Regions from separate parts of the Homo sapiens genome. Here region 2 is linked to region 1. A link is an interaction called in ENCODE POLR2A ChIA-PET data of the cell type or tissue named here. Cell type or tissue: Panc1. All regions are shown on one strand. Each heading gives the region's core, and the rest is flanking DNA. Links, peaks and the distances in the headings are about the cores only.

Region 1 (11,779 bases), core at 1-8,000:
GTTGCCCATTTTTATGGTTATTTCTTGATGATATGCTAAACAAGGGGTGGATTATTCATGCCTCCCCTTTTCAGACCATATAGGGCAACTTTCTGATGTTGCCATGGCATTTGTAAACTGTCATGGCACTGGTGGGAGTGTAGCAGTGAGGACGACCAGAGATCACTCTTGTCGCCATCTTGGTTTGGGTGGGTTTTAGCTGGCTTCTTTACTGCACCCTGTTTCATCAGCAAGCTCTTTATGACCTGTATGTTGTGCTGAACTCCTGTATCATCCTGTGACTTAGAATGTCTTAACCATCCGGTAATGCAGCCCAGTAGGTCTCAGCATCATTTTTACCCAGCCCTTATTCAAGATGGAGTTGCTGTGGTTCAAACACCTCTGAAAATGGGATCTCATACTTGGTGTTAACAATACCAATCGCTTAAAAACACGTTACAAATTTATTTTTTGAAGGATGTGAACTTAAGTGTGGATGCCATAAGAAAAACATTTTGGAAAATATTCATGTGCTTTGCTTTGTGTGTTTCTGCATTATGCCACGTTTTCCCTAGTTAGGTAGGAATTGTGGGCAGGGACTGGGAAGAATTAGGATTGTCATAGCAGAAGTGCAACAGGGAAGAGTTAAGGATAAGCTTCGAATATGCAAAGTAGGATTTTGCAGGAAGTAATTTGCAAGGAAGGCTGAGCCAAGCCCATGGAATAGACCAATGAGTTTATTGTAAAGTAACACCAGATTGAAAAGGAAGAAACAAGACAAGCTCCCCCTCTAGCCCCAGGAGTGCCTTTCAGTAGCTAACATTTTAAATTTTTCCAAAAGCAGGTTTTTATTAGAGGTGTGATCTTCCTCTGAGTGAGTCTTCAGGACAATGTTCTTGGGGAGAGGGATGGGCAGGATTATTCAGTCAATGACTATGTGCTCAGGTTGCCTGGAATGGGTGGACTGGAACCAGAAAAACTCAGCTTCCCAAAGGATCAAGACTCCCCTCACCCTTGCAGCTTGAATCCTGTTTCTTAAAGGGTTGCCAGGAGCTTACAGTTGATGGGGTCAGACAATGTCTTGCACAGGTGGTATGGAACATGTTTGCGTGCCTGGTCCTTGTGTGCTTAGAGCTTATTAGCTACAAACAAGATTGTCGTTGTATTTGCAGCTTTAGAAAAGAGATTAGCAGGGGAACAGAGACTCTCTCTTAAAACTGAGCTCTCTGTCCAGCTGCATTGCCCTGGTCCTGTTTACTTACTAAATATATCCATCAGTGGAAAGCTAGTTAACTGAATTTTAGAACAAATATACAATAGAATACTGTGCAGTCATTACAAATGATGATGAGGATGTATAATTTTCACATTAAAAGATATAAATAAATATCTTGAAGGAAAGGAAATTAGTTAAATTCAGGATAAGTATGCTCTAGTTCATAAAAATAATACTTTGTAAATTTGTACATGAGATTGTGTGTCTACATATATGCACAGAAAACTATACAAAAGGCTATTCAATAATTTAACATCTTTTATCACTTAGAGATGATGTTTTGGTTAATTTTTACTTTTTCCTTTGAGCTTTCTGTATTACTTTTTAAATTTTACTTTTACATTCTAATTTTATTATCAAAAACATAAGGAACTCTTTTCATTGTGAAATAAAGTATTTATGATGCTCCACAAAGTGCACTGAACATTGCTCACATCATTTAATTATCATTTCAAATAACTATTAACATTTAAAAACAGAAATTTAAAATTAAATAATTAAATTAAAAATAAATAGTTAAAAACTGTATTTTATATGTGTCTGTGCTGTAGTTTATATACGATTTCTCTTATGTTGGGGGTTTGGGTCAATTCAAACTTTTGATAAATTAATGGATGAATATTTTATATATAAATTCTTGAATGTTTGACTAGTTCATTAGGATATAGATAAAAATTTACTAAAGTAAAATAAATTTAAAGAAATATGGCCAAATTTCCCTACCTAATAACTACAGGGTCTTTATCTAGTTATATTTGTGTATTATTGTTCTAAAAATATCATTGCTCTTTGATAATTAAAAAGAAACAATCTTGTTTTCATTTAGATTTTTTTAGTTCCTAGAGAGGCTGGACATCTTAATGTTATTTGCTATTTTCATAAAATATTAAATTTATGAATTATGTTTTCCTAGGCTTTGTTAATTTAAATTTAAACTGAGGGAAGGGAATCTTTCTATAATAAGGCCATGAACTCACTTCTACAAATATTTATAAATATTTACTCATTTTTATATTCTTTATTTTTATTCTATTGGTTGTGGTTTTAAAATATATATATACGGATGTAATAAATGTTTTATGCAGCCAAATCTATTACAAATTTTTCTTTTGTAATATTGTATTGATTTGTATGCCTGGAAAGTCCTTTCCCCATCCCAAACCCAGTCAGCTACTTATTCTTCCTTATTTTATAGCTTAATCATTTACATCTAATTCTTTAGTTTGTTTGGAATTTATGCTGATGTATGATATGGGATGAAGATCTAAATTATTTTCTCCCAAATGGTTAACCACCTATTAAGATACTAAATTATTATATCTACTAAGGCCTGGTACCTAATTGTTGGGCCAGTTAGAGGGTTTTTCAAGAATAATTTGAAGCAGTTTATAGTTAATTGCCTGTTAGAAAAAGCATCTAGAAAAACTAAAACCTCCGGCGACAACTAGTCCCCACACCTTTCCTGGTTTTGCACCTGTATTACCTTCCTGTTCCTGGCTGCAGTGAGCTCCTGATCAACCCCGTCCTCCTCCAAGTGCATTGCAGTGCATTGCAGTCCATTGCAGCCCTGTAGCAGAAGCAGAGAGGCAGGTATTAATTTGGGGTGAAACAACCAGGGCTACCTCCTAGAGCTGTCCCTGTGCAGTGGAGAGATAACCGACAGTTGCTCAACAACGAAGGCTCCAAATCTCTGGGGTCTCGGGATACATGGAAACCTCTTCTTCAACCTGGGACAGGAGCCCCTTAGACACAGGCTAATAACACTTCTCCTGGTGTGTGACAGATAGTTGACTAATGTGTTTCCTGCCTGGGAGTTGCAATTGGCAGCCGATTCTATGAAAGGCTTTCATGAATCATTTTGGAAAGCATGCATGTTGAGGAGCAGGGAGGTGAGTCAGGCATCTCTCTGCCTAGCAGCCCAGCCCCTGTAACGCAGATGTCCACTAATTACTTTCATACTTAAATGATTTACTACATTTAAATCAGTCCTTTAGAGAGGACCTCATACTTGCTGATGCAATGAGTATACAATAAATTGTAATGTATATAAACTATATAAAGCATCTGACAATGCTTTGCTTCCCTATTCATAAACTTGGATATTTTTAACTGGTATTTTATGCCTTAAAGATAAGTCCTTTTTTTTTTTTTTTTTTTTTTTGAGACAGTGTCTCCCTCTGTTGCCCAGGCTGTAGTGCAATGGCACGACCTCGGCTGACTCCAACCTCTGCTTCCCGGGTTCAAGCGATTCTCCTGCCTCAGCCCTTTCCGAGTAGCTGGGACTACAGGTATCTGCCACCATACCTGGCTAATTTTTGTACTTTTAGTAGAGGCGGGGTTTCACCATGTTGGTCAGGCTGGTCTCAAACTCCTGACCTCAACTGATCCACCGGCCTCGGCCTCCCAAAAAAGATAAGTACATTTTAATTATTGTAGCCACTGTAAATGCACTTAAAGCTAATTATACCGAAGGGGAAAAGAGAAGAGTTTCAAAATTCTAAATGATAATACTTTACTTTTTGTAGCCCTGTCTTATCCAAAATAACTCTTCAACATAAACTTTCCCAAAACTTATTTTTCGTGAAAAAATGTGTGTCCTGTTCTAATGCAGGTCTTCATGTGTCTGCAATAACTGTATCCCATTCCAGAATATGTTGCTGAAAAAAACCCACTAGCAAGGTGGCAGTGTTATTTCAACAGGATCTCCCACACCTTATGGCTACTTTTATTCAGAGTATAGTGCAATTTCTCCTTAGTGAATTAATCTTTTTTTTTTTTTTTTTTTTTGGAGACAGAGTCTCGCTATGTCGCACAGACTGGAGTGCAATGGTGCGATCTCGGCTCACTGCAACCTCTGCCTCCTGGGATCAACCGATTCTCCTGCCTCCGCCTCCCGAGTAGCTGGGATTACAGGCACCTGCTGGCTAATTTTTGTATTTTTAGTAGAGATGGGGTTTCACCATGTTGGCCAGGCTGGTCTCAAACTCCTGACCTCAGGTGATCCACCCACCTCGGCCTCCCCAAGTCTAGCATTACAGGTGTGAGCCAACACGCCCAGCAGAATTAATCTTTCAATAGAACTTCTTCTGTACCATTCAGCAAAATAACCCCACTCAGATCCAACCTACCATCTATAAGTGATTAGAGATAAGTGTGTTTTGTGCATTTCTGAATATTCTATTCTAATGTGCTCTCTAGTCACAAATAAGCAGCTGAGTCAGCCTGCCCTCGGGGCTGTTGCATCCAGATTTTAATCTACACACATAATTGTGTGGCACTTTATTCATCTGGCTGGGCAGTGACTCAAGTGTGTCTCTAAAGGGGCAGAAAATTGAAAAGCTAACAGGCTATCCTGACATCTCAGATCAATGGTTTTTCTTCCTTCCTATCACCAAATTTTGAGAAACTTACCTGAGTTAGAAAAGTTGCTGCAGCTGTTCCCTCCGGCAGTATGTTCCATTCTCCATGGCTCCTAATTAGTGTTCAACTTGGTCTTTTTTTCCTACTCTAGCTTAAGATGCATCTCCTTGACTCCATCCACCCCATCCAATACATGTGTCACTGCCTCTGCTCCTGAGCCTGGCTGTGTGTCTACCCATTATAGGCTGGCTCAACCAAGCTCAATCCAGGCACTGCTAAAGAGGCCAGAAACGATGCCAATGGACATGCTATCAATGGCACAAGGTATGTCAGAGCTAGATTTGTATTCATTTTTTAAAAACAGATATTACATTTCTTTTCTATTATTTAAGAAAGAAAACTCAAAGTGCTTTTCAAACAGATGTATACCCCAGTGTTTATTGAAGTAGAATCCATAAAAAAACTACAAAGCTAAACTTGTATTATATTTATTTTCTTGAGCTGGGGGGAGTATTGCATTAGAACATGTTGTTCTGGTCAGCAATAACCAGAATGCCTAGTTCTTTATTCCATGATATTTAGGACCGTGGACATATTCCTATGAATGGGTTGGAGTAGTCCTGCATGAAGTATGGTCTACAGATTGGTGCTAGTCTACCAAGAAATTAGTACAGAAATTGGGAGAACATACCCAGTGTTGGCAAGGCTGTGAAGCAACTGGAACCCTCATACATTGCAGGTGGGAATGCAAATTGGTACAGCCACTTTGGAAACAGCATGGCAGATTCTTAGACAACTATGAAACTTTATGCACTTACCATACAACCCAACAATCCAACTTCAAGGTAGTTACTCAAGAGAAACAACACACATGCCCATACAAAGACTTGTATGTAGCAGCATTATTTACAATAGCCAAAAACTGCTAACAAGCCAAATTTCTATCAACTGGTGAGTGAATAAACAAATTGTGGTGTATCCATATTACAGAATATCATATAGCAAGAAAAAAGAATGGAATCATTTATACAATATGGATGAATATCAAAGACATTAATTTTAAGTGAAAGAAGTGAAACACGAAGATTACATACTGTGTGATTCCATTTACATGAAATTCTACTAAAGGTAAAACCATAGTGACAGAAATCAGATATGTGGTTATCTGGGACTAGGGATGAGGGTGAAGGGTATCAATTGCAAAGGGACAAGAGGGTTCTTTTTAGGATGATGAAACCATTCTGTTTCTCAATGTTGGTGGAGGTTAAATACTGCATACAATCATCAAAATTCACCAAACAGTACTCTTAAAGTGAGTGGATTTTATTGTATATACATTATACTTCAATAAAGCTAAGGAACAAAAGAAAGAAAGAAGAGAGAGAGGAAGGAAGGAAAAGGAAGGAAGGAAGAAGGGTGGGAGGCAGGGAAGGAGAGAGGAAGAAGGAAAGAAGGAAGGAAGGAAGGGAGGGAGGGAGGGAAGGGGAGGGAAAGGGGAAGGAGAAGGGGAAGGGGAAGGGAGAGAGGGAAACAGAAAAGGCCAAGATTCCATTTACTCTCGTGCCTCACTCCACTTCCTCTATGCCTGACAAACCTGACGTGGCTGAGATCAAGAAATTCAGTAAGTTGAAATTGAAGAATACAGAAACGCAAGAGAAAAATCTGCTGCCTTCCAAAGAAATGACAGAATAGAAACAAGCAGGCAAATTGCAATGAGGCAAGCACGCCAACGTGCAGTATGCATTCCACAGGTATTGCCTTCGTATTTTACTTTGCTTAGCTGTTTAACTTTGTACAATGCAAAGAGGCTAGATCAAGCTTAATGCCTGTGCTGTCCTGTTCACATCAAGGAATTGAGAACCACTGATGATGAGGGCCGCACCTGCCTCTCCCTTCTGCCTATCTGGCTGTCATGGCAGGAAAAGAGCTTGCATGTTGGTGAAGGAAGAAGTGGGGTGGGATGACAATGAAATCTAGAGTAAAACCAACCTGGCCCAAGGTGTCCTGCTGGCTACTAAATGCCATTTAGTCAGAGTGCCATTATTTTTTTGTGTTTAAAATGATTTTAATTATAGGAATGCACAATGTTTGTTTAAAAAACAAACAGTTTTAAACACTCTCCCTCAAAGAAAAAAGAAAGGGCCAAAATTAGGAAATTTTCTTTCTGAAAGTAAATGAGATATTCAGTTTGGAGGGAAAAAATGAAATTTCATTAAGCCCCAAAAGGGGACAATTTTGAGCCACAATCAATAAGCCTAAAGCGGAGGTATTTTTATTTTATGTTCATCATGATGAGTTCTGGGATTTCCTTGTAACACAAGTGCAGGGGGACCGGACTAATACCACATTTCAGTCTTCCTGCGTCACATCAGACACTGTGAGTCAGGGAGCATCATTACACCTGGGGTAGATCTGAATCCTGGTAAGAATGTGCTACATATACCTTCAGAGCAAGCCTTTAGAGTGTGGTCCACCTTCTCTGAAAACAAAATGTCATTCTTACTATAACATTTATTTTGTGTTTTTTTCTTTTTGCCAGCACCTCAGGAATAAGCATCCACAGCTTAATGTTTACATCAATGAATCAAGGCTGTTTCCATAGCAACACCTCTACTTCTCTGGAACTGCAATTTTATGTCAATTTACTATTAATGGAAGATGGAACAAAAGCAAGCAGACAGAACAGGAGAAACCTTAACGCCTCAAGACGGACTGGCAAAGCAAGGAGGAAGAGGAGCAGACCTGTCATTTGCCAGGGTTTTAGGGTTTAGTGAACCATGACATTATTTAACATTTAACCATTTTGTGCTTAGGTTTGTAATAATGATTTCATAGGACCATAGAATCTTTGAGCTAAAATCGACCTTAAAAGTCATCTGAAATCCCTTATTTTATTTTAGTTTATTTTTTAGAGACAGAGTCTTGCTCTGTTTCCCAGGCTGGAGTGCAGTGGCGAGATCATAGCTCACTGTAGCTTCGAACTCCTGACCTCAAGCGATCCACCTGTTTCAGCCTTTCAAAACACTGAGATTGCAGGTGTGATCTACTGTGCCCAGCCTGGAACCCCTTATTTTAAAGTCAAGGAGACTCAGTCCCAGACATAGTAAGGGATTTAATGAAGGTCATTTTGCTGGTAAGGGACACAGTCACAAACAGAACATGGGATACAGAATTTAAGCCTGGAGTTCTGTTTACTCACAACACAATATTGTCTCTTTCATCTGTTAGTTCCGGTACCTGAGGCTCAGCTAAATACTTTTTTGTGGAAATCCATTCTGCTGAATACCAAGACTTTCTCTTCCTGGTCTACCAACAAGGGAGCCGAGGCCATCAATTATGGCTAAGCAGGGCCATAGCCTATAATTGAGAAGTAAAATTAGAAGCCATATAGCAAGCCTGTATCAGTTAGGGTTCAATTGCAGGAAGCATATACAACCCTAGGGATTTTATGCAGAATGGGATTTAATACAGGGAATTGGATGTTTATAAACTTGGCAGAACTAGGCTGTAGGCTAGGTTTCCAGGAATTATGCCCAGAACACTGCAGAACTGTTTCACCAGAGAAGCTATTACAACTGTCCCAACCAGGGAGCTTGAATATCAAGAGATTGCCCCTGGAATGACTGAGTCCGAGATCATCGGCCAAGGTAATGCTAGTGCAAATAAGATCCAAGATCAAGTAGCTGGTATCTGGGAATCACTGGCACCACAGCAAATGCCCCTTACCACCCACAAATCTGGAGAGACTGGACACCAGACCACTTCAGGGATTTGTGAGGAACTCCATCCTCTGGCTATATCTGACATCAGAAAACAGTCAAGAGAGCAAGAGAAAAATGCTGCAACCTCATTTCTACCTTCCAGTTTCCAATGAAGCATCTCATTGTCAGGACCTAATTTGCATCCAGAACCTTACCTGCAGGAAAGTATCAAAATATAGTTTGTTTATGTGTTGTAAAGCTTTCCAATTTCTGCCATACTGGAAGGTGCACTAAAATGAAGAGGCAATGACTACTGAGTATCAGCTGATAATATCAAGGTGAAGAAATTCATCAGTAGGCACTCTAGCGAGTTAGTTGATATGAGTTCACTACAATTTGGAACATTACATTGAGAAGTAGAAGAACACCTTGAGTTGTGAGACTAGAGGAAAAGAACACCCTAACAGTTTACCAGTGGGAGAGAATATAAGGTGAGGTACCCATGTTAGAGAGCATTTGGCAGAATTCTAAAATGTGAAAACAGGGCCAGGCATAGTGGCTCACACCTGCAATCGCAGCACTTCGGGAGGTCAAGGTGGGAGGATTGCTTGAGGCCAGGACAGTGAGACCCTGTCTCTACAAACAATAAAATAAAATAAAAACTAGTTGGGTGTAGTGGTGTGCATCTGTAGTCCCAGCTACTTGGTAGGCTGAGGTGAGAGAATCGCTCGAGCCCAGGGTTTTGAGGCTACAGTGGGCTGTGATCCCACCAGTGCACTCCAGCCTGGGCAACAGAGTGAGACCTCACCTCAAAAAAAAAAAAAAAAAAAAAAAAGAATAAGAGAAAATGATATGTACTATCATTGAAGCATTGAAGGATCTTTAGGACATACTGTAGGATTTAAAAGTTAGTTTTAGTATATATGATATGATGTTATTTACAACCCAAAAAAGGAGAACAACCCACAAAACAATTAACTGAGTTCTAGGGACACGTAATTTAGTTACTAGAGTGATTATGAGGCAACCCCGTGTGAATAATTTACAAAGGAACTGCTCAGCACCGATTCCTAGGCTCTCGCACACCTCAGATAGACCTGGGATATGAAAAGATCAGAGTGGGCCTGGTGCAGTGGCTCACGCTTGTAATCCCAGCACCTTGGGAGGCAGAGACAGGCAGATCACCTGAGGTTAGGAGTTCAAGGCCAGCATGGGCAACATAGTGAAACCCCATCTCTACTAAAATTAAAAAAATTAGCTGGGCATGGTGGCAGGCGCCTGTAATCCCAGCTACTCAGGAGGCCGAGACAGGAGAATTGCTTGAACCCGGGAGGCGGAGGTTGCAGTGAGCCGAGATCACATCATTGCACTCCAGCCTGGGCAACAAGATCAAAAGTCCATCTCAAAACAAAAACAAACAAACAAAAAAACAAAAAACAAACAAACAAAAGAAAAGAAAAGAAAAGGTCAGAGAGATGAGAGGGGAGACTTCCAGGGGAAGGGAAATTTCTGTTATTCACACTCAAGTGTAAAGAGAGTGAAAACCAGGTATATAAAAGGGGGGTTTTCCTGGCTCATGCCCAGGAAATCTAAACAGAGGAAAGGGGCCAACTAAGTGCTTTCTGTGGGAGTCAGAAAGTGCTACTGCACTGAGCAAAGCCACCTCTTTCTGCATGGGCGAAGTCAGGGATGGGTGAGGGTTTCCCTTGGGCTGGGATAGGCATGTGGGAGAGAGAGGCGCTCAAGTCCTGCCCAAGTGGACCCAGAGGCAAAGGTGAGGGACCCCAGTTGCAGGAGTGTGTGTTGCTTGGGCTCCTGGGAGCTGCAGTTGGAGCTGGCATTCCTGGGGACCAAATAACACAGTGTGCAGCAGAAGAGACATCCCCAGAGCTGGGAAGGTCTGGATCGAGTGTATTCGTTTCTTAGGGCTACTGTAAGAAAGTACCACAAACTGGGTGGTTTAAAACAACAGAAACTTGTCTCACAGTTCTACAGACTCAAAGTTCAAAATCAAGGTGTCAGCAGAGCCATGCTCTCTAGGGAATTTAAAGTCTCTAGGGAATAATCTTTCCTTGCTTCTAACTCCTTTGGTTGCCAACCTTGGCATTCCTTGGCTTATGCAAGCCCTGCCTCTGTCTTCACATGGCCTTATTTCACCTGTGTCTCCTCTGTGTTCTCAAATTTCTCTGCTTGTAAGGATACTAGTCATCGGATTTAGGGCCCATTGTAATCCAGTATGACCTCATTTGAGTGCAGTGGCACCATCTCGGCTCACCGCAACCTCCGCCTCTCAGGTTCAAGCGATTCTCCTGCCTCAGCCTCCCAAGTAGCTGGGATTACAGGCTCACACCATCACAATGGGGTAATTTTTGAATTTTTAGTAGAGATGGGGTTTCACCATGTTTGTCTGACTGGTTTCAAACTCCTTACCTCAAATGATCTGCCCGCCTCAGCCTCCCAAAGTGATGGGATTACAGGTGTGAGCCACCACACTCAGTCTGAACTCATCTTAATTTGATTACACCTGCAAAGACCTCTTCTTTAAATAAAGGCACATTCACAGGTACTGGGGCTAGGAGCTCAACATGTCTTTTGGGGCTGCATGCAGTGGCTGGCGCCTATAATCCCAGCATTTTGAGAGGCCAAGGCAGGTGGATCACCTGACATCAGGAGTTCGAGACCAGCCTGGCCAACATGGTGAACCCCGTCTCTACCAAAAATACAAAAAATTATCCAGGCATGGTGGTGGGTGCCTGTAATTCCAACTACTCAGGAGGCTGAGGCAGAAGAATCGCTTGAACCTGGGAGGCAGAGGTCGCAGTGAGCTGAGATCATGCTACTGCACTCCAGCCTGGGCAACAGAGTGAGACTCTGTCAAAAAAAAAGGCTTTTGGGAGAACAGAATTGATCCATAACACAAGCAAAGTGACCAAACCCAGGAAAAGCCAGCTGTAAAATCAGCCAGGGTGGGAGCCCAAGGCTACCCAGTAGATGAGAGCTGTCTAATGGTCTAATACCCTCATGTCTCCTCCGCCCTCTGGCCTTGGTCTTGGGAAGCAACGCTCAGCAAGGGAGAGGCGGTGGGGATGGGCAAGGAGCAGAACAGATGGTCACACCTTTCTCCCCAAAAGCAGACAGCCAAGGACTGTACTCTGTAGTGGGAAAAAGATGTTCTATCTTTAAATAAGCACTAAATTGTTAATTAATATCTTGGACTGAGCATTCTAAAAAAACTTCTTATTTTGGAAATGTTTAAGCATACAAAAATAGAGGAAATAGAATACCGAGTTCCCTATGTACCCATTGCCCAGCTTCAACAATTATCAACTCATGGCCAATCATTTTTTTTAATCTACACCCTCACCCACTCCTCCCTCTCATAGGCTTCTTTTCATGTAAATCTCAGATATATAATCTGGACATATTTCATTCAGTTATTTCAACATGCCTCTGAAAGAGAAAA
Region 2 (8,000 bases), core at 1-8,000, 320 kb after region 1:
ATGTTCTTCCAACAAGGAGACAATGACATCTAAGGCTTCTTTAGCTGTTTCCCCTCTTTCTAAACCAAGCCTGCAGGAAGGAAACCAGAACCATACTTCAGTCATTTCATACCACAGGATTGTTACTAGAGTAACCAAAGACTGGGCAAGGCCGAGTTATGAAGCATGCCAACATGTGTAAACATGTTAAGTCTGCAGAACAATAAGCAAACTGATTAACTGCACTGTATCCCAGAACACACTTCTCACATGTTTGCTTAAAAAACCATATGGGGTGGCCAGGTGCAGTGGTTCATGCCTATAATCCTAGCACTTTGGGAGTGGCAGGATTGCTTGAGCTCAGGAGTTCAAGACCAGCCTGGGCAACATAGCGAGACCTCTTCCTCAAAAAAAAATTTTTTTAATTAGCCAGGCATGGCGGGACACACTGGCAGTCTCAGCTACTTGGAAGGCTGAGGTGGTACGATCGCTTAAGCCAAGCAGGTCGAGGCTGCAGTGAGCCATGATCATGCCACCACACTCCAGTCTGGGCATCAGAGTGAGACCCTGTCTCAAAAAAAAAAAAAAAAAAGAAAGAAAGAAAGAAAGAAAAAATCATAGGGGTGTTTTCTGTCTTTGGTCATTTCCCTTCGACACAGGAGAGTCAGGAACCCAGTGTCTTCTCCCTCTTGGAAGGCACCTGTGTGTCTTCCCCTCTTCTGACTGTGTCTCCCACAGAGCTGGCCACCTCAGCTCTAGCCCTTACAAAACCACCCCTCTGTGGCATGTACTCCCTCCTGACTCTAACCTGGGCAAAAGGAAACCAAGGCCAAGTCTGGCCTTGATCTCTATTATTCTACACCAGGTATTTTGCTTACTTATTAAAAGTGTTCAAATGCCAGACATTATCCTGTGTCCAGAGAGGACGTTGTCCTGTCTCTGTCTCAGAGACCTTATTAGGAATGGGCAGCTGGTTGGGACATAATCAGCCTTTTCTACATATTTCTCCTCCTGCCTATCAGCCTACGTCTATTGGTATGGCTTACAGCTTCAGTCATCAAAAGAATATGTATTCCCTTTGAAGTGAGACATCCATCTCCCCCTAGCCTTTCCAATTAATAAACCCTTTAAAGAGGGCACTGATATGGTTTGGCTGTGTCCCCACCCAAATCTCAAATTACATCTCCCAGAATTCTCACTTGTTGTGGGAGGGACCCAAAAGGAGGTAACTGAATCAGGGGGTCCGGTCTTTCCTGTGCTATTCTCGTGATAGTGAATAAGACTCACAAGATCTGATGAGTTTATCAGGGGCTCCCGCATTTGCTTCTTCCTCATTTTCTCTTGCACAGTACTGCCCTCTGTGTGACCTTGGGCAGGTTATATATTTTGAACTTCAGTTTTATGTCATCTATAAAATGAACGCCCACATCATTTAGTTGTTGTAAGAGTAGGTTTATGAGATAACATCCATGAAAATATGCAGTGCTAGTGCTTGTGACCAGGAAAGTGGTCAGTAAATTTCTGGAGGTAGAACACTGTGGCAGAGAAACATATGACTCAGAGATAAATGGACCCAGCTTCTAGCTATGGCTCTGCTACTCACTGGCATTAAGATCTTAAGTAATGTGACCTTTCCAAACCTTGATTTTTCTCATCTGCAGATTGAAAACAATACTACCTCCCTCTCTGGCTGTTATGAAAGAGGATGGTACATGCCATGTACTCAGGAAGTGTCCATATTCATCTGTTCATTCAAATTATAATTCAGGTGGCAGGAACACAGGAGTCTTAGAACCTGGGCAATGGTGCTACTACAATGGTGGTACAAGCCAGTTCTTGGTGAATTTTCAACTTGAGAAGTAAAAACTATTCAAATTTATCTAATTTGATGCTTCCTAAAGGGATATTTCACTGTGCTGCCAGGGAGAAGAAAAGCTAATACAACTAATCTATAGGCTGATTATTATAACAGGCTTATGTTTATAGTCAAATAATTACATGACAATTCATTTGACATTTCTCATTTTAAGCTTATGTAGCAAGACTCGGTTACAAGGCAGTGATTTACAAAGCTGAACCCTAAAACCTTAGGAGAGGGATAAAAGAACAAACCCACTAGAAGACTGAATTCAGCTGACTTTTCCTTTGGTCAATGTCATCTTCTCCAAAGAGAAGGAACAGAAGCAGGCACTCATCTTACCTTGAGGCTCCGGAACAAACAAAGGTGCTGTGAGTGCCTCTCAGAACCCCACGTTGTACACACTCGAAGGCCTCCTTCCTCCCTTCCACAGGTCCCTGGTAGCCCCCTGGTCACAATGCCTCATACAGACATTCCAGGCAGAATCCTGTTCCCAGGGCCTTTGCAGGGCCCCAACTTGCCCGTGCAAACATGTGCTGGGAGCATGTGAATACACAGCCAGCTGTAACAGCCCTGTCTTCGGAGCTTGTGACTTATCTTTTTTGATTTCCAGTGTACTCTTCTGATGTTCTGCCTGTTTGCATTCCACACTGAGGCCCTAGACTTGCACTTGCCCTCCCATGCTGACTTTGATGTCCTCTGGCAGAGTTGGCAACAGGACCTCAGCACTATCCACAGACCTAATTCTGATTTCACCCTCCTATCCCTTGTGCCAGGACCATGGGTCAGAGATACCCCTTTGTCCCACCTGATTATTCCCACCTGGTCTTCCTACCATGCCATGAGGACAGGGCCAACTGCTCCATAGTACATGGGCCGTGAATAACACCAGGGTTACACCCTTGCCCTCTGCAACTGAGAAATGCAGATGAATCCCATGTCACTGGGTGCAGAAGAGATGCCAGAGAGACCTGGGGCCACAAGTCACATGGCATCCAGAGGCCAATGTTAAAGCCATTCCCAACAGTCTCACCTCCTACATGCGGCAGATTCATGTGATTCCAGAAGAGGGCAGTGCTCTCTGGCCCCATGCCTAATTTCACTTTGGCTGCTACCCCTCTGCCTGGGCAGGACCAGGACAGGGAAGGGGAAGAAACTCAATGGGCCAAGGTTAGAGTTCCACTGTAACATCTATCTTCTGTGCAGTTCGAATTCTTCCAAAGTGTGTGCTTTGTCCAGCTTGCTCTGGGCCTGGGAATTAGATGCTCCTGAATTCAATTCCTAGTTTTATAGGAAAATCTTTCCCTGGGAGCCCATGACCTTCTCACAGGTATGTCAAGCTCACCCTGCCCGTTCCTGAAAAGTTAACACATCTCACTGAGAAAGATGGGTCACACCTGTACTTCTCCTGCTTAAAGCCCGTTTGTTTAGAAACTCTGCTTATCTTTTCAACATCTGTGCCTCCATGGATTAGGAGATCCCTGTCCTTTTCTATCTCAAATCAGGTAAAACTAGATTTGCCATGGATATATAATCACTGACTTGGGAAAAGTAATAAAAATAGGCAACACAGCCCCCTTAGAAAGGTGGGCCTAGTATTCTTATAGGACTCAGGTGCAAATAATCTTCCCTCCTCCCCACAATCAAGCAGTCTGCCAGGCCCTTCTGAGGTCAGGACCTTTTGGAAATTGGAAATTCCCTGCCTTCAGCCAGAGGGCTAGAAGCAGGAAGGTAATGCTATGAAGTGATTGCTTGTCCCCCTGGTTTCCCCAAAAATTCATATGTTAAGCCTCATCCCCAGTGTGATGGTATGGTACACGGGGCCTTTGGGAGGTGATGAGGTCATGAGGGGTGGAGGCACCATGATGGGATTAGTGCCCTTAAAAGAAGAGACACCAGAACACGTCCTCTTTCTCTGTTCTCTGCCATGTGAGGATACGGGGGAAGATGGCCGTCTGCAAACCAGCAAGCAGGCTCTCCCCAGACACTGGGTCTTCCGGTGCCTTGATCTCAGATTTCCCAGTCTCTAGGAATGTGAAAAATAAATTTGTGTAGTTTCAACCCCCTAGGCTATGGTATGTTTGTTATAGCAGCCCAAATGGACTAAGACGAGTGATAACACAGGTGATGGATGTGAAGGTGATCCAGGGAAAGAGCGTGTGAAACTTTTTGACTTATCTCCATCTCTCAGTGTCCCGAAATTCCTGCGTCATTGACAGGTGAAGTAAAATGTGCTCCACTACATAGAGGAGTGGCCTCTCTGAGGCTAGCAGGCCCTGGGATCCCTGGCTTAGCCACCTTCTAGCTCTGGGGCCTTGGGCAACTCCTTCAACCCTCCTAAGCTCCAGTGTCCTCACTCTCAAGGGGAGGAGACCTACTTCATTGGGTTACTGTGAGAGTTAAATGAAATAATATGTGCAAAGCATGTCTTACTACAGTGTTCAGGAAATAGTAACTCTGATTACACAGGTTCCTCCCGCCTACAAATGGTGACTGAACCTCCTTTTAAATCACCTGAGTCCTCACATTCACCAACAACCTAAAGACAAACTACAGACCTTTCCAAATTTTCACACTGGCCTTTTGCCAAGGACTTTTGTGATTTTTAACATGCTGAAGGTCTGATGGAATGTGTCCAGAATTATAAGATGTTCTGAAATATTGGAATTGACTAGGTTTTAGTGCCATTGTTAAACACAAATGGGACTAGCAAAAGTCAGCATGCAGGAAAAAAAAGAATAAAGTAGTTATGCAAAGGGAAGAAGAGGCAAGAAACACTGAAAGAATGCAGCAATCTGCTGGAGCCAGCTGCTACCAGCTTGGAGAGCAGATGGTTAAATTTTAGGGATTTTGAGCCAGTTCTGAAACTGTTGGTAGCTTGAAACCCCTCACAGTGGGAGTATTTACACCATGGAAATTGAAAAAGGACTCAAACAGCGCTGCCCCTTCCCTCCACCAGGCTGGTTATTAAACATTTACCAGCATACTTCTGACAAAGAGGTTCCAAACGCTTCATAGTTCTCATCCATGTTGAGGCCCAGAGGCATTATCATGTCTGACAGACCTTGGATTATAAGTGGCACCCTAGGACAGGAGCGGTGGCTCACACCTGTAATCCTAGCACTTTGGGAGGCTGAGGCAGGCGGATCACGAGGTCAGGAGATCATGACCATCCTGGCTAACATGGTGAAATCCTGTCTCTACTAAAAATACAAAAAATTAGCCGGGCATGGTGGCAGGCGCCTATAGTCCCAGCTACTCGGGAGGCTGAGGCAGGAGAATGGCGTGAACCCAGGAGGCGGAGGTTGCAGTGAGCCGAGATGGTGCCACTGCACTCCAGCCTGGGTGACAGAGCAAGACTCCGTCTAAAAAAAGAAAAAAAAAAAGGGCACCCTAACAACCAGAAAGTAATTTCCCCTTTCTTTCCTTCACTCTTTTTTTTTTTTTTTTGAGACAGGATCTCGTTCTGTGACCCAGGCTGGAGTGCAGTGGCATGATCTCAGCTCACTGCAACCTCCCCACCTGGGTTCAAGCAAACCTCCCACCTCAGCCTCCCAAGTAGCTGGGACCACAGGCGTGGGCCACTATACTGGGTTAATTTTGTATATTTTGTAGATACAGAGTTTTACCATGTTGCCCAGGCTGGTCTTTAACTCCTGGGCTCAAGCAATCCTCCTGCCTCGGCCTCCCAGAGTGCTAAGATTATGGGGCATAACCCACCACATCAGGCCCTTTTTTCCTTCTTTCAGACAGGGTCTCGATCTGTTACCCAGGCTGGAGTGCAGTAGTGCAATCATGGTTCACTGCAGCCCTGACCTCTTGGACTCAGCAATCTTCCCGCCTCAGTCTCTCAAGTAGTTGGGACCACAAGCATGCAACAGTGCAACCAGCTACAATTTGCATTTGTTTTGTAGAAACAGGCTTTTGCCATGTTGCCCAGGCTGGTCTTGAACTCCTGGGCTCAAGTGATCCTCATGACTCGCCTCCTAAAGTGGTGATAGCAGTGGTGGCCCATCTGGAGGAGCCACTGTGAAGATGCCGGCTGCAACAGGGAGGCAGGGTCTGGGTTGCGTGCTTTGCGAGGCTGGTGGGAGCCCCACCCCCTACCAAGTTGGCAGGGTGGGAGCCCCATGCTCCCAGGCACAGCTGCAGCTGCTCTGGACCTGGGCATCCCTGCACTCTCAGGAGCCCAGGAAGCCCTTGCCCCTACAGGCTTGGAAGTGCCTGCTTCCTGCTCCCTGACCTCTTCCCGCTTCCCAGCACCTGCTCCAGTGCAGAGCAAAGTTGTGGCTGAGCCCAGGTGCTATTGCAACCTGGCTGGGTGTGCACATGCTTAGGGTGGTGCTGACACACCAGCCCCCTGCCGCCTCGGGCTTCTCCAGACTTTGGGCATCAATGAGCACAGGAGGGAGGCTGGGAGGGCTGAGGGCAGCTCAGTGTGGGCCTGCCAGTGCCCCCCAAGATGAAAAACCTGGACATCATGGATGGCACGTTGATGGCAGGAGGCAGACAGTTTCCTGGGCGGAAAGGAGCAGGTCCCCAGTGAAACCCCACCTTCAAGCCAGGAATGGCCGGAAGCCCGGAGGCTGGTCTGCTAGTTCCGGGTGGAGTACGCAGCCCAGAGTGAGAACTTATGGTGCTTTTTCCAGGCTTGCCCATGACCCGATCAGCACACACTTCCTCCCTTCTGAGCCCATAAAAACCCCAGACTCAGTCAGACTCACACAGACGTTAGGACTACCAGCTGCAGGAAGGAGCTACCAAGTTTGGGCCTCCTTGACTCGTTGGGATGACCTGCCTGCAGCAGAAGGGAGCTACCCACTACAGGTCTCCTCTCTGCTGAGAGCTGGATACTCGTCAGGATGACCTGCCTGCAGAATGGAGCTACCCACTTTGGGTCCCCTGAGAGCTGTTCTGTCACTCAATGAAGCTCCTCACCACCTTGCTCACTCTCCAGCTGTCCATGTATCTCACTCTTCCTGAACATGGGACAAGAGCTTGGGACCCGCCAAATGGTGGGACTGAAAGAGCTATAACACAAACAGTGCTGAAGCACACCCCCAGCCCCCACCATTTGCAAAATTGCAGGTGATGAAAAGGAGAGAAGAGCTGCAGCCCTTTGGGGAGTCCAGACCTAGGGGCTCCCTGAGCCAGGACTGTGACACTCTCTTTGGGGCTCTGCAGTTCCTGGCATTTCCAAGCTTCCAGGCACCACGTTTCTTGGTGACTGCAGTGGAAGCCATTTGCAGTACGCCTGGTCCAGCTGCAGCCTCGCACAGAGCTAGTGCCTGTGCCAACGCCTAGAGCTGCCCATCCCGCCACAGCTGGCACACCTGGCTGTGTGCAGTGGCTGGACCCCATGCTTGCTCACACACCCCTTTCCTCTCTGCGCCTGGCTTGTGCTTGGAAGGCATGGGATCCAGGCCAGTAGCATAAGCTGAGTACAGTGTGCAGGGCCAAGTGGTGGAACAAGCCCAGCAGCCCGACCAAAACTCAGGCAAAGGTGCCACCAGCCACAGAGGTTTCCGGCTGGAAAAGCAACACCGTAAGGATCGTGTGACACTGGGATTACAGGCATGAGCCACTGCACCTGGCCAAATTCCCACTTTTATGTTAGCTTCTATTGGCTACTCATTACTTGGAACCAACTTCATGAAACATGCAAAAATGTGTACGTGTCTTTATATGCCTCTTCCTCAGGAGAAAGGGACTAGTGGTCAGAGAACAGTGAATCAAAAATAACAGATGAAGCTTAGCTTTGAGATAAATGTCACTGAAAACGCATTATAAAAACAATATTGCCTAATGCTTACATTCCCACAAGCCTCTAGGAAACATACACAAATTATACCTTTATCTTAAAATCAGTGCCTATTACATTGCTACTGTCATTCCCTTATGTCTCTTTGAACTGAGGTTGGATTTCACATGCTGCTGGAAAGTGCAAAGTACCAGGATAAGTATAGGGGCAACTACTGTATTCATTGAATAATCAACCACAGTCTAGCAGGCCCTTGAAAGAGCATGTGAAATGGACATAGCCTGCTCTCATAGAAGCTGTCCAGGGAGGAACTGGCACTAGACACAGAGTGCAAGCAAGGCCAGAGAAAGTAGTGGTTCCTCACACAGCAATACCTAGGGAGGCACTGAGCCCCAAATTAAG

What was found. Peaks named below come from ENCODE experiments on the same cell type or tissue, not always from the same donor. Only the 100,000 strongest peaks of a DNase experiment are listed, where the experiment ranks them.
Region 2: POLR2A ChIA-PET joins it to region 1 with 12 read pairs; 2 of 35 experiments call an interaction of 5 or more read pairs at or near these places.

The regions. Positions count from the first base shown.
Region 1 is chr7:29,619,680-29,631,458 of GRCh38, forward strand. It overlaps the pseudogene TMSB4XP3. Among named protein-coding and RNA genes, the nearest start is that of MIR550A3, 55 kb to the right of the region's middle. RefSeq lists a silencer at 2,854-3,148. In Panc1, for the core only: no CTCF peak of the experiment used is centred there; DNase peaks (open chromatin) are centred at 2,589 and 3,092.
Region 2 is chr7:29,944,110-29,952,109 of GRCh38, forward strand. It overlaps SCRN1 (secernin 1), which reads right to left. Exons shown (of 8, transcript NM_014766.5): 4 at 1-70. Among named protein-coding and RNA genes, the nearest start is that of FKBP14-AS1, 41 kb to the right of the region's middle. In Panc1, for the core only: a CTCF peak has its summit at 2,941 (motif pointing right); no DNase peak of the experiment used is centred there.